Regions from separate parts of the Mus musculus genome. Here region 1 is linked to region 2. Evidence: chromatin contacts called from ENCODE Hi-C data. All regions are on one chromosome and are shown on one strand. The core of a region is the stretch at or near the end of the contact, and the rest is flanking DNA. Distances in the headings are between cores, read along the strand shown.

Region 1 (4,918 bases), core at 1,710-4,209, 50 kb before region 2:
TTTCCCCCCTTTCCTAGTCATGGCAGAGATTGAAAAACAAGAGAGATCTGAACAGTGTGCTGCCTTTGAGAGCTGCTACCCTGAAAAGATAACTGGTCTCTAATTCTTCAATTCTTCCAAGAAATAAAGAACAACAGATCTATCATAATTCATTTTGTTTACCTCCATCATGGTTTATTTTTAATGTTCTTGTTTTCATGTTTTATTTTTAAAAGGACATATATAAAGATTGCATATTTTATTATGACATTTCCTAATAAACTCTTTGATTTAAGAAAATGTATTTTTGAAAATGTTTACATCTCTTAGTAGTATTATGGCATGACTTTTCAGCATAAAATATATTTTGAGAAATTACCTGAACTAATAAGGTTTTGATATATTCTCAAGTACTTGTACCACATACTTATCCTGAGAACTACGTGGGATTTTGCAAAGATCCTAGTACTTAGTATAACTGGCAGCAGCAGCAGCAGTCTAGCTCAGTTCTAGTCAAGTAAAGATTCAAGTCAGCTATTCAGTTACTTGAAGCAAATGAAATCTTTGATTCAGTGCGATCACTGTGGCGTCTTGAAATACTGGACAGTTGCCTTCAGTCTTCACTCGACTCCCTGGGACACTGTCTGAGGGGTGGCTGTACTGTTTATAGCACTTCACAACTGACTTTGATAGACTCTGGAGGTTGCTTTAGATTTTGTGTTGAAACAATACATTTTGCACTGTTGTAACAGGAACACTAACAACAGTTAGTGACTTGTTTATGGACTATTTGAAAGTCTCTGACTTAAATATTTTGGAAAAAATGGAGTTTCTTCTGCTTTCTGATAGCACAGTGAACCTGTGCACTGTGGCTTCGCCTGTTTTCCTGGTTTTATTTTCCTCATGATAGGAAACAGCAGAAAACGGAAACATCAACGTTGAGATTATATCCTACTTGTAGAATCAGATTTCCGTGGATTATAATCTAAACTGGAATTTTTAGGCAGTAAGCCACTACAAAGTGTTTTAGATAAGACAATAAAGTTATAAATAAAAGTTTAATGTTTATACAAAAATCTTTTTTAGTATTTCTCTTCCACATGAAAGTAGTAGTTCAGATGCAAGCTAAGCTGTTTAATAAGATTGTTTTTAGTTTATGTAAATACTTGTAAATTGGTCAGTACCTGTATTGTACATTTAAATATAAAAAGTAATCTTGAAGGCAGTTTTAACTTTTTCAAAGATTGCAAACTTCTTGTAGGCCTACAGTGGTACAATTTGTACCACTAAACTATTTTTTGCAGACCAATTAAAAAACTAAAACTTTCACTTTGTTTGACTTACAAAGGGTGCATATTTTCTTTTTTCTTTTTAAGTTTAAATTTTTGTATGCTGTCAAATGGAATAAAGTTTATATCTGGACATTGTTGAGGTGTTATTTTTCTGTGCAGTTGTTTTTGTGATATTAAGGCTGTAATTATCTTAACTGATCGGAACCTAATCGTGCTTGATTATTGAATGCGAAGAGTGTCTGGGACGAAGCTCATCTGGAGCCTGTGAACCACATTACTTCTGTGTTATAATTAGGATTAGAGCTTTCTCTATGGGTCAGTTTTTTAGAATACTGATCTGTAGTACTTTTGATGCAGTTTAAAAAAATTTACATATGATTTTTTTTCTTGGAAACATTTCTAAGATTTATCCCACATTGTGCAGCGCTTTCTCAGAGTGTATTGAGTATAACAGTTCAGTGTGACCTCAGGTAATGTTTGTCAATCATAGTCCCTTGGGGACGGGTGTTCTACTCTGCAGCACTATGGCATTTAATAAAGCCTCAGACTTTGCCGTAGTGTGGACTCTTGCATTGCCACCATGTTGTTTTCAGTGGTTCCACTCTCCTAGTCAGACTATTTGTTGTAACAAATAGACAAAAGGCTTAAGAAATCTGCATACTGGAATCCATGAGCCAGCACTTAAGATCATATACTCAGGGCAGTCCAGCTGTATCAGCTAAAGGTGTTTGGTTTTTTACAATTTCTTTTCAGTGCTAGGGATTAAACACAGCCGGTGTCTGCTACGCAAGTGCTCCACCCATTGAGCATTTCCCCAGCTGGAGACTTAAAATCTTTTCAATTTCAAGTGAATACTACATTTTTTGTTTGGATGTGCTGTTAAAATATTGTTAGTATTAGACGTGTGGACTCTAAATAATTCTAAATTTTGAGTTAGTTTGAAATAGGGTCTTGGCAAAATCAGTGGTAAAAGAGGATGCCTATCTATACCTCTCTGTCCTCAGACCCGATGTACAGCACACAAGCTGATGTAACTGGAGAATAATACCCTTAGTTTCCATCTCATTTAACAATTGTAAGAATCTGCGATGATTAAAATAAAGGTTTGGAGATCTAGCCGTCTTTCTAACCGTTGTACTAAACAGGTCTAGGCCTTTTCAGAAACATTATCTTACAAACAGAAACAATCATATTCAAAAGACTGCTTTGAGTTCCTGGAGAGGAGCAGGAGTTCAAACATGGAGATTTCAGAGAAAGGTGGTGATCTTGAATAAGTGAACAGGTGGGCCTCTCAGGCAGAAAGAATTCACTTGATACTGTGTAAATACCTGATTTCTAAAAGTGGATTAGTCAGGATTTGATCTCTATGAGGATCTTGGGCTTTCGTCCTAGAGCAGTGGTTGACAGGTTAAGCACTGGCTTTACTTGATCCAATGAGATCTTAGTCCCCTAGGGCGCTAGTTTGTTTCCATTGTCACAGTAAGAGCAGTGGGGCCTTAAGCTAGCTACAAACCATAACGTTATCTTCTCTGGATGCTGCCTCATTTGGCACGAAGCACCCGCAGCTCAGCTAGAAGTGTAAGAACCACCAGGCCACTAGATGGAAGGCTGGGCTGGTGGGTCCTTTTGACGCTCAACACTGCTTTCTGCCCTGGCCACAAAGGCCGCTGAAGATCTGCCAAAACGGGCGGGGAAGTTGGCAGGGACTGGAACCAGAGGAAGCTGAGCCAGGGCCGCAGAAGCTCCGTGGCGAAACTTTCTTGACGCCTTCTATTTAAAGGCTTGGGGCGACCCCGCCCCGCGCGCCGGGAACCCAAGCAGCCCCGCGGGCCCTGGCAAAGTGCAGTCAGACGGAGAACACCGGGCGAGGCGTGGGCAGCTCCGACTCCGGCCAGGACAGGCGCGATGGAGAGCGGCGACAGCGGACTCGCAGCCCAGGGCTTCCTAGGATGGGGTGCAGACGAGGAGGTGGCCCAGGAGCTGGAGACGGAGGAGGAGTCGGAGGGCGAGGGGGAGGAGACGGCGGCCGAGTCGGAGGAGGAGCCCGACGCCAGGTAGCCTGAGCGGGAACCGCCCGGACCTAACAAAGCTGTCCACTCCACAGGTGTCCCGCCGGGCCAGTGGCCACCCCCCCCCCCCCAACCTTTTCCTTTCCCTTTCCAACCTCAGAAGTTCATTTCCCCGGAGCCAAGCACACTGTCTGGGACGCGCCGCCTTCTTTAAAAACTTGAAGGTGCAAGGTGCTTGCTGTCAGCAGGAGTGACAGGTCCGCCTGCAGCAAAGTTCACAGTCGGCCCCCACCCCCTCCCCCACCCCCGCCTCCCAGCTCCTTGTGACTTGCTCGTTTATTCTTGGAGACTTACTTGGGGTTCTGCCTAACCGCAAAACTGTGCTGGAATACTTGCCTCTGGCTCCCCGCCCTGGATCAATCTTGCCTGCCTGAGCTTGGGGAAGGGTCTGGAGTCAGAAGGCTCTGTCCATTACCTTCAAAGGTATGGCAGCCTCCTAGAGTTCTAGCGCTGGGCTAGTTTGCTGTATGGAAGCTATTTTGGTGCAAACATCCCATACACTCCTTAGAGGGAAGAATCATGAAGGCCAGGTGTGGCTGGCCTGCCCTTGTGATTCCAATAATAGAAAGGCAGAAGCAGGAAGACTGATTTCCAGGCCAGCTGGGCTCTCCTGGGTGATGTTTTAGCAACGTCTGTCCTAAAAGTCGTTCTGGTCCTAAATATCTATCAATAAGGCGAATGAGATTAAGTAATACTATATACATACATACGTGTGTGTGTGTGTGTGTGTGTGTGTGTGTGTGTGCACGCATTAAGGCTTTCTACTTTGTCTCTACTTTGTCCCTTTTCATCCAGCCCTAAAATGACAATAGTAGTATGGATGTTTTGTTTAATCGTAAGCATGTCATCAATGGTATCTCTTCCTGGGTGGTCCTATCAAAAGGCTTTGGGGGTGGCAAGTGATGGTTTATCATTTCAGAATGCCCAACCAAGACCAGAATTGTTCAAGTTGGAGTAGCCCAAGAGTGGCATTGAAGGCTGGGGAGATGGCTCCGCTGGTAAGGTGCTTGCCTTGTGAGCTCAAGGACTGGAGCTTAATCCCCAGTTCCTATGGTCAATACCTGCAGTACTGGCGGAAAGCCCAGCACTGTGGCTTGTGCTTGTTATCTCTGTTAGGGAGATGGAGACAGAATCCCTGAGGCTCACTGTGCTGTCAGTGAGTTCCAGGCTGGTGGTGATGGCTTTTTCTTTTTAAGGTAAACTGTACATGAGGGATTGGTCTCCACATGCGTATACATGTAGTCCCGTGTACATGTATAGGGTACCGCCAATTGCAGAAAACCATCAGCTGGAAATCTTGAAGCAACTACCAAGAAGGAAACACACTCTACCCTCAAAAACTTTGCAGGAAACGATAGAAATTATGAGTATTATGACTATATGCTGAGGAGGACTTTATGCTATATAAACACTGTACTGTGGAAGGTCAGAATGAGGGCAGAAGGTCTAGAATCAGCGAGCACTGGCTCCAGACTGGATATCAGAGGATGGGCAGGAGATGCACGAAGGAAGGGCAGAGGGGAAGGTGCCCATGGGAAATGGGAGAGGGAGGAGGAGGAGGACCAGCAACCCAGGCAT
Region 2 (4,685 bases), core at 228-2,727:
AGGATTTGAACCATACACCAGAGAAGCTGGAAGTAGAGGCAGTTTCTGTATCTGATGTGAAATCTAGCAATGAACCTGCAGTCTTTTCAGAGGACGACGAGGAACGTGAGTCTTATTCCCCAGCTATGACCTCTGTATCTGAGCAGTCTCTTTCTCCATCCACCACTGAGAAGACATCTGCCATCCAGTCCCCACTCTTTTCAACAGTTTCACCAGTCCTGTCTGGAGATGAGGCCTCAGAGAGCGTGTGTCACTCACCAGAATCTGAATCTGCGGCTGAGTATTCTGTTCCAGCACATGCGCAAGAGTTGCTGTTGAAAACAGGTGACCACAAGCTCCCATTAAAGTCCCAACGTGTTTCTGAGCCCATCATTCAGGCAGAAGATGAGAAAGAAGATATTGGGCTACTTCCCCCAGCAGCACTGAGCCAGGCAGTTCTATCGGAAGATGAGAGTCTAGGAAGTGGAAGTTTCGCATCAGATTCAAAGCTGCCATTTAAACCCTCGGTTTCACAAAATGCAACACGGGAATCCCCCCAAAAAACAATAGATGACATGCCCCAATTCAAACCAAGAGGCCTTTCTGATCCTGCAACCCTGTTAGAAGAAGAAAAGGAAGCCATTGGAGTTGGGCTATCTTCATCCAATGAGGTCTCTGCAGTGGAATGCGCTCTCCCCCCACAAACCACTGAGCTGCTTTCTGAAAGCCATGCCCCACCTCCCTGGGCCATCTCATCCGAACAAGTGGTCCAATCAGAAGAAGGGAGCAGAGACCAGCAGCGGGGCTCATTCTCTTCCACACCAGAGCTTGGCCACACATCTCCTCTGCTTCTAAAGGGTGCCTCCTCACCCACAGGTCTATCAGAGCAAGGGCAGGAAGAGGACAATATTGGGCCCCTTTCCCCTGATTCTGCATTTGCGTCAGAATTCTCATTCTCACCCTATCCGACTCAGGAACTAGAGAAGAGAGAGCTGGGGCGGGATTCTCCACTGTGCTTAACGTCCCCCTCTGAGCAGACTGTTCTGTCTGATGAGGACACGGAAGAGGCTGACCTCTTTTCTCCGGATTCAGCATCACAGGTGTCAATCCCACCATACCGAATCGCAGAAACAGAGCAAAACAAGGTCGAGCCAGACGAATTACTACCTAGGAGGTCTGCTCCAGACTATCCCTACTTCTCAGAGGCAGATGAAGAAGAGGCGGGGTCCTCAGTGGTCACGCCTGTGCCTGAGCATTCTGAGCCATCGCAGGAGCGGGAGGAGTCTTCCCCTTGTAGGCCTGTGTTCGAAGATCTGAGCCTGCTACCTTCGGCAGATAAGACCGGCCAAGCAGAAACTATGTCAGATGTTCCAACAATTTCAACCTCTGTGTCTGAATATCTCATCCTGGCACAGCAGGAGAAAACTCAGGCATCTTTGGAGCCTGAGGCTGAAGATTTGGTACCACCACCAACCAGTGGATGGGAGAAGAGAGATGCAAAGAGTAGTCTGCCAGCAGTTACAATAGCAGCTTCCTCTTCTGCACTCTCATCAGTGGTAAAGGAAGAAACCACATCCGTTTTGCCCACCTCTCAGCCCTCAGTTTCACCCGAGTCAACCTGTGTGCTTAAGCCAGAGCAGGAGCCCACAGCACCTCTCACTCTAACAAGTGCAGATGAACAGATGGCTTTGCCCAGAGTCGGAAGGGAAAAAGCTGTGCTGGATTCTCAAGAAGCGACAGCACACAAATCGCAGGATCAGACACCAGAGCCTCGGCTCCCAAATGTTCCAGGGTCTGGGATGAAATATTCAGTTTTGTCTGACTTGGGAGATGAGCCAAAGGCGGATGTCAAACTCAATTTAGCTCCAACTGTGACTTCTGAACTAGAACAGAGAATGTTGTCAAAGAATGAGCCTGAAGTGGCAAAACCACACTCACCTCCAGAGGAAACATCTATTTCTGGACCTAAGGTTTTATCTGCAGTGAAAACGGAAGTGAAACAGGAGTCCAAAATAACCAGGGAACTTCCTGCGGCTTCATCGGGGAGAGAGAGGGGAGCAGAACACAGTCCACCTGCACCACCTGCACTTCCAGCATTGATGGAAGAGATGGGGAAAGACACAGAAGCCAGCTCTTCTGCCACCACAGTGCCAGTAACTAAGCTTGATTCAAATTCAACTAAATTAGGCAGGGATGAAGTCCTGACAGATCCATCTCTTGCCAGCCCTGTGGAACACCCAGGCTTAAAGGGAGTAGGGAAGAGCGAGTTAGGCAGTGGTTTGCCTTTGCCCAGCATGTCTACCTCAGAGGTGTTAAGGCCTGAACCCAAACTTCCTGTCAACTCAGGGGTTGAGGTAGAGAGAGAAGACAACGAGCCACCTCCATTGCAAGTGTCACCCACATCCAAACCCACGGTGCCAAATGACAAACACGAGGAGATAACAAGGTCTCCTGATTCTGAAAATGTAGTTTCAGATGATTTAGCTCCAACATTACTGGCCCTCAGACATGAGATGAACAGGCAAGCAGAGGAGACATCTTCTCCAGTGCCGGGGAGTTTCCTGTCAGGAGAGCAAGAGCTTATAAAGCTCCCCCCAGAGCCTGAGAAGCACAAACAGTTATCAGAAGTACCAACTGCTGGGTCAGAACTCATTGATAGTAGAGATAGAGATAGATCCTTAGGTATAGAACCAGTAAAACCCATCGGAACGGAACCAGGGCCTTCTATCTTAGAAAAGGGCCCCGCTGAGCTTCAGAGAAGAGGAAAAGAACAAGAAGAAAACAGGAAGCTTCCTGTGCCTGCCTCAGCTCCATTAGAGACTGCTTCTTTTGACCTCCCCATTGAGCAAAAAGAGCCTAAACGGACCCTTCATGAGGGCCAAGCTGTTGAGGTGCCTGATGAGAGCAGCTCTTCTGCAGATAAGCCAGAGCTGGGTGTTAAACAATTGGCAGAGAAGAAGGAGAATTTGGAGCAACCCAAGCCATTTGTGACAACTGAGCGTGCCAGTGTTACAGGATCAAAAGTGAAAGAGAGTCTCATTTCTCCAAAGGACAACACCTGGATGCTGGAAAAGCCAGATGGCTTAGTCAATCAGCATGAAGATAGAAAACCAGGAACTGGGCAGCTGGAGTCCTCTGAGAGCACTGATCTGATGTCAGAGAAACTTGGGGCTGCTCCACTGGATACAGATCACACATCTGAAACCAGAAACCAAGAAACAAGCAAAGCACCAGTGTCTGGTGAGAAGCTATCTCAGGAACCCAGAAGGGTTCAGTCAAAGGCTGTAGATGATTCTGAGGAAGGGAGAAAGCTAGCCTCTGGCAACGTGGAAGTACTCACCCAAAGTAAATCTGTCCCTGCTGTGAAAGCAAAAGCCACACCTCAACCTCCAGAGACCCCAGAGGTGACACAAAAGCCATCTGAGAAGTCACTCGTCACTGAGCAAGGTCTTCCTGCAGAGAAGGGAAAGAAAGGCATTTCATCTTTTAAATCATGGATGTCTAGTTTATTGTTTGGATCAAGCATTCCAGATAGTAAGGTCTCTGACAACGAAGATCTAGAAACTCGTCCAGGTCCCTCTGTAGAGAAAGCAGTACCTGCCATAGAGCCTAAAGGTACAGTTCCTGCTGAGGTTAATATAGCCGAGAAGCCAGCGGTTCATTCATTACCTGAGGTCACAGTTAAACTGGCCGAGGAGCCCAAAGGCGTTTCAGTTAAATCCAGCATAAGTCAAGACCTTAAAGAAAAACTCACATTTTTATCAAACGAAGACGTTTTAAAGCAACCTAAGTCTAACTCTGAAAACTATGGGCAGAAGGAACTGCCAGGCTTCTCAGAAGGAATGGGCGAAAGCTTAGCTACTTCAGTTGGTGACAAACATCCTGGAATTCATCCTTGTTCCCCTATGGGTGAGAAAGTGGGTATGGAAGAAGCCCAAAACATGGCTCCTCTTCATATTACTGAGAGCCAAAGACGCCAGAAGCCAGAGGTCTCTTCTCCGTCTATGTGGAATATTTCTGCACGTAAGGAAGAGCCAAGCAGTGATCACAAGGAAACATGGCTCTCGTCATCTGACGTAGTAGATAGAATGCCACAGAAGCCCAAATCAGCCCAGTCCGCCTTCACAAGGATGAACTCAGAGGAACCAGCATCAATGATTCTGCCAGTGGAATCAAAAGGCAGTTTAAGTGATCTTGGTGAAGACAGACTTAGACAAGAAATGCCAAAACCCACTTCTTTGGAACATTGTGAAGAGGAAGTGGAACGTCCAACAGAGGAGAAGGATGGCTGGGAAACTAGATCATTTTCCTTGGCAGGGAAGAGGGGCCTGGCAGAGAAGCAAGAAATCATGGCTCCCTTGGAACTCAGGGAAAATGAAGCAGTAGGAGAGTTGCAAAGGATGCCGGAATCTCGACCTTTCAAATTGGAAGAATCAAAAGCTGCTGAGAGGCTTGAACAGCGCATCTCTCCAACTGAAAAGCTCATGGAAAAACCCAGCAAGACTCTTGCTTTGGATAGGAGAGAAAAGGAAGTGCAGGAATGGGTATTTTCAGAAGGAGAGAAGCAAGAATACCCCCCTGCAGCCATGCCTGTGCCTGGAGCATCAGCTGTTTCTTTGGATAAGGCTCAACCACATTTGCTGGCTAAACCAACACCAGTTGTTGAAAAACCAGAACATATAGTCACAGAGGTATACCCAGAAATT

What was found. Hi-C counts contacts between places; a loop is a spot of excess contacts on that map.
Region 1: a map of heart shows a loop between it and region 2 (5-fold over the local background). The contact joins the promoter of Cmya5 here to the promoter of A630019I02Rik in region 2. A Hi-C loop is called at or near these places in 6 of 37 maps with a recorded cell type or tissue (T-helper 1 cell, T-helper 17 cell, T-helper 2 cell and 1 more).

The regions. Positions count from the first base shown.
Region 1 is chr13:93,142,765-93,147,682 of GRCm38, reverse strand. Cmya5 (cardiomyopathy associated 5) reads left to right here and starts at 2,959. Exons shown (of 13, transcript NM_023821.3): 1 at 2,959-3,325. The coding sequence starts at 3,177. Tent2 (terminal nucleotidyltransferase 2) reads left to right here. Exons shown (of 15, transcript NM_133905.3): 15 at 18-1,828. The coding sequence ends at 92.
Region 2 is chr13:93,091,625-93,096,309 of GRCm38, reverse strand. A630019I02Rik (RIKEN cDNA A630019I02 gene) reads right to left here and starts at 1,477. Exons shown (of 4, transcript NR_046182.1): 1 at 1,147-1,477; 2 at 571-596; 3 at 259-455. It overlaps Cmya5 (cardiomyopathy associated 5), which reads left to right. Exons shown (of 13, transcript NM_023821.3): 2 at 1-4,685.